Regions from separate parts of the Homo sapiens genome. Here region 1 is linked to region 2. A link is a loop called in an ENCODE intact Hi-C map of the cell type or tissue named here. Cell type or tissue: CD4-positive, alpha-beta T cell. All regions are shown on one strand.

Evidence for each region. Peaks named below come from ENCODE experiments on the same cell type or tissue, not always from the same donor. Only the 100,000 strongest peaks of a DNase experiment are listed, where the experiment ranks them.
Region 1: a loop joins it to region 2, with 5 times the contacts of the local background. A loop is called at or near these places in 6 of 110 quality-filtered maps.

The regions. Positions count from the first base shown.
Region 1 is chr4:153,791,352-153,793,851 of GRCh38, forward strand. No RefSeq gene overlaps it. Among named protein-coding and RNA genes, the nearest start is that of SFRP2, 3.5 kb to the left of the region's middle. RefSeq lists enhancers at 768-1,469, 1,046-1,340, 1,573-1,742. In CD4-positive, alpha-beta T cell, no CTCF peak of the experiment used is centred here; a DNase peak (open chromatin) is centred at 1,120; H3K4me3 peaks cover 1,346 bases; H3K27me3 peaks cover 2,362 bases.
Region 2 is chr4:154,348,591-154,351,090 of GRCh38, forward strand. The region is part of intron 3 of DCHS2 (dachsous cadherin-related 2); the gene reads right to left. Among named protein-coding and RNA genes, the nearest start is that of DCHS2, 140 kb to the right of the region's middle. In CD4-positive, alpha-beta T cell, a CTCF peak has its summit at 1,404 (motif pointing left); no DNase peak of the experiment used is centred here.

The DNA of each region.
Region 1 (2,500 bases), 560 kb before region 2:
CTTCTGCTTTTGGGCTAAGACCGGTCCAATTGATCACTGGGGAACAGGGCAATAACCTCCCGCGGAGGCTGGGACGCGGGCACGGAGCTCTGCCCATATGAGCAGCGCAGGGATGGGACACTGGGTGCCCATCCCAGCGCGCCTCCCCAGACTGGTCCCTGGGATGCTCACACGTGGCGCGGCACCGCGGCGGCGCCTTCACGAACCCAGACTCTTCTCTGCTGCCAGTTGACCTCAGGTCCACAGGTCTCCTTCGATCCTTGCAATTGATCAAAACCCACCAAAGGCTTTTATTTGTACCAATGGACCGTCCATGTTTACCCCCTCCCTGCCCATTTAAGGCACGGAAAATCTATTCACCCAAGCCCAGGGTAAGTGATGGTGGATGCCCACTCCACCGGGCATCTTGCTTAAAGGGGGCTGCCCATAGGTCCCTGGAGAGGGGCTTGGTCCAGAACACACACAGAATGAACATCATCCCACCCCAATGCTGCAGGTCTACGGAAGAGCCTCGACCTCCCGTATCCTGGGTTTGGCTCTGCTTCTCTGCTTGAGTGTTTCCTGTGCTCAGGGCACTGAAGAAGCTTGAGGCACAAAGAAAGCCCCCAGCAATCTCTCCAGAACAATTTGGCTTCTTGTTTAAACCTGTGCTGGCTACAAGAGTTTCTGGACAGGCAAGACCTTCACTCTCACGTTCAGATTCTGTCCTGTCAGGGAGTCCGCTTGGCCTCCGCGAAGAGCTGGGAAAAGCGAGCCTCCCACCCCCACTCTCAAGTAGTAAAATCAAAGCGGATGGACCCTTATTTCTGAGGAGTGAAAGCGAGAAGAACGATGCGTGTAAAATGCTAGTTCCTTAATTCACACAATCCAGCACCGGCTCCCGGATGATCATTTTGCACACAAGCAGTCACTGGGAAACTGAGGCATGGAGAGGTTAAGTAACGAACCGGGCCACACCGTAAGTGGTACAGCTGCTGACGTTACATGTGCCTCGGTGAGGTGAAGTGACTACCGGGCTAGCCTTGGGGACCTGTCGCGACTTGTCGGGTGTCTCCAACCGCGTTGCCGCCTGGCTTTCAGCCGTGCGCTGGCCAGCCGGGCGGGTGACGTCACCTCTCCCCGGGTCCGTGCACCCAGGCCTTCCCTGCTCCGGGTGAGTATTTTTTCATGGGATTCAGCCATCTGGGGGCGCCATTTCCCAAAACAGAGATTGTCCCTTTGAGGTTGCAAGTCAGGTTCCTTTACGCTGAGATCCCTTACATTTTTACTTTTAGGAAGGTTTTTTCGAGGGGTGGGGGGATGACCTCATTCCTTCGCCTTTGGCCCTCCCTCTACCCGGCCCCACAACGAGGACGCCCCTGCAGCTGGCTGGGCCGCTTCCTCTTGCCACGCGGGGGGACCTGTGCCCGCGGCCGTGCACCTCCGTGTACGCTTCTGCTCCTCGGACCCCATCGGTTCAGACGCGGATTTCCGAGAACGAGACCAGAGTCTGCGTCTGGAGAGCCTTTGCCCCTCATCTTAGGAAGAGTCTAGTCTGAGAACAAACAGTTTGCCAACTCCTACCCCGAGCTCTTGCGCGTATCTCCTTAAATATTTCAAGGGTCTGGGCCCCAGATGGGTGCTCGGAAAGCAAACGAAGGGTCCAGGGAGGCCGAGGCCAACGCGGAGCTCAGCGCCCCCTTCTTGCCTGAAGGGGCGCGCTGGAGGAGGAAGGGCGCGGCGGAGACGCAGAAGGCGGTTCCTTGGGGGCAAAGCAGGAGCCAGTCTGGGGCCTACCCCTTCTCGCCCTGAGGGATTCTGTCCTGGAGAGAACTGTAATTGCCCAGGTCTGTGTAAGCAATCTGGTCTGTGGGTTCAAAGCCAGTGTGAACCCCACGTTCCCGAGACCTCTTTGCCCCAACCAAGTACAGCGAAGTTTTGAAGCTCAGTAGAAAATGACTAAAAAACAGTCCAAACTCCAAAATGATAAAAACAAGTACACCTACAAGGATAATCTTCTGCAACAGAACATTTTCTTGTTCTTCCCCACCCCATGAGTGTTTTAGTCCACAGCTGACTGGGAATAGACTGAACGCTATTTTGTACTATGCTTCTCTCAGGAAGATAGAGGCATATCATGGAGGCTGGCCGTGGGTTGGTGCCTTGGCAGAGACCAGTTTCTGTTTCTTCTGTTGTTCCTTCAATAAGAAAATAGCCCTAGAAATTTTGGGAGAATGAATGGGGCGAAGGCATGGCATGTCTTTTTTGTATCTCTGGGCTGCTTCTGATTAAAAAACAACAACCAAAAAAAAAAAAAAAAACAAAAAAAACCACACACACAAAAATCCTCGAGGGCAGTTCGGCGAGCTCGACTTGTGGGGAGGAAATTCCATTTCTGTTTAGTGCACACGTCCTTACTCTAGCCTTTTATTTATAGCATAAGGTCTCAAATTTGCTGGACCAGTAGAAATTCTTTAGTCTTTGCATTCCAAAATTTGAGATTGATGTTACCGGTGTACAT
Region 2 (2,500 bases):
AATGACCGGTGTCCACACACAAGGAAGGACACAAGAAGACACAGAAAAGAAGGACATGCAAAAATGGAAACAGAGATGAGAGTAACACTGCCATAGACCAAGGAGTGCCAAAGATCACCAACAAACACCAGAAGCTAAGGGAGGTTCCAGAAGAAACTAATCCTGTTGACACCTTGATTTCAGACTTCTGGCCTCCAGAACTGTTAGAGAATGAGATTCTGCTGTCTAAGCCACCCAGTGCGTGGTGCTTTGTTATGGCAGCCCTAGGACATGAACACCAGCAGGAGGCGTATGGTAAGGTGGGAACTCTGAAGCCAGACTGTCTCAGTTCACATTTTGGTTGTCACTTTCTCATTACGTTTATGGGCTGTTGATCTTTTTTGGATTCATTTGCTCATTTGTGAAATGGAGATAAAACTAGTTCCTATATCAAAGGTTTGGCATGACAGTTAAATCAGGCAGTTAATGCTCAATAAATATTGCCAAAAGACAAAATGACAACAAATTTAGTTTAAAGATCTTAATTGGCTTTTATTTGCAATTCTAGAGTTGAGAAACACCTCGATGTGTTCCAGTGAGCTGAGCAGAAGTGGCTGGCTTTATAGACAGAAAAGGAAAACAGAAACAGGGAACAAAAAGTCATTTCACAGTTACTTTCCTTGTAAAGGTTAAATCAGATGGGACTTTCTTATCATGCCAGCTAAAATTGGCTCATTTGGGGGTTTGGCTATTTATTATCCCTCTCTCTCCTGATTTCTTGGAAGGTCAAATAGACAACTTCATTTCAGCTTGGTGGCCATGAAACTTTAGCGTGAGTGACTCCATTTTGGTCTGGTCTGTTGGGCCTAGCGCAGGAGCTCCGTTCAAACCAATGACTTCCTATAAATTTTATTTAACAACACTCATTATGATTTACAGACTGTGTTTCTATGTCCCTGTATTTCAAAAGCATATTATTTCTGCCTTCTCCTTACTTCATGGGAGGATTTGTGACAATGGACACAAACTAATATTTTTATAAACATGGTGAATATGACTAAACCTTTGTTTCTATTATTACTATCCTTTCATGTCTACTTAGGGTTCAACAACTAAGGGAAATCACAGCCTTTATGGTAAAACTCATGCATTTTTTGTGTGACAGTTGTAACCAAATGCTGATTCACATGATATGTATTTAAACGTGTTGCTACGATTAACAGATAGTTGATGAATACTATTTAATTAATAAATCAGAAGCCTTATTTTGGAGTTTTAGAAAAATAAAAGTTAGAAAATGCATAGCTAGTTCCAGAAATAAAATACCTGTGAAATGATGATAAATAAAAATGCCTTCCACTTCCTTTCATTTCATTCTATAGTCTTGGTTCTATCTCTGAGTCTGGAATCTGCTCATTTGAAATTTTCCATTGTGATAAGGTGAGCAGGTCCTGGCTGCTCCACCTACTGGTGTTACTTGATAGAAATCATGAAACTTCTCTCAGCAACTGCTTCTTCATTGGAAACATAAGGAAACGCGTAGGCTCTACCTTACAGATCTCTGAGGAACTCAGCTAACAGGACACAAGTAAAGAAAGAACTGTAGCATGAGCACATGGTGACTGTTCAATAACTTTCTGAAAAAGTTGTTCTTATCTCCAAGACATATTACCCTGAATTTCTTTGATTTTAATTACCTTAACATGAAAGCTCTCATCACAAGCCACAACTTAGATTATACATCTAACAACTAGCACCAAAAACAAGCAAATCATTGGAAAATATCTCTGCAGAAAGGACTACATAATTAAAGAACAATCTGTGAAGATCTGTAGTTTTTTTTAAATTTTTTTTCAACTTGAAGGTGAAACTGTACATCTATGCTTTGCCAACTGACTACTTTCTGGGGCTGATTTGAGTCATGTGCACACACTGGTCCCCAGACACACAAAACAGAATCAAGGCCTTGGCTTACAGTGACATTGCATCTGTAAGAGCCATGTAAATACCTGCTACTTGGTATCTTCTACATCTTAGATATTTATTTTTATTCTAAAGCCAACCTACATATCCATAACTGCACAGCAACCATTTATACATCTCTATATTTGTGATTTTGATTTTTAGGCAACACTTACCATCTATTTTTTTTGCTATCAATCTCATCACAAAAGGTATAATCACATGTATTTTGTATATTGGAAAGTAAATTTACCAATATTAACTTTAGGTAGAAGATGTCAGAAAATCCTTTTAATATTATTTTTGACCTTTATTTTCACCAACAGCAATAGGTTAGTGTCCATTAAAAAGATGAGCTTTACAAAAGTGCAAGGTTTCAAAAATTATTTGAGAAGTCAGATCTCAGGGAAAATGCAGGAAAAGAAGGGATGGCCAGAGGTTCAGGAAGAGGGACACCCATTGGCCATGCCTTCAAGAAGTTCTTGTTCTGGTTTGCTGACATGAAAGCTATGTCAAGGAAACTGCCTTCTAGTGATGAAAAGATTCATTTAGACAATGG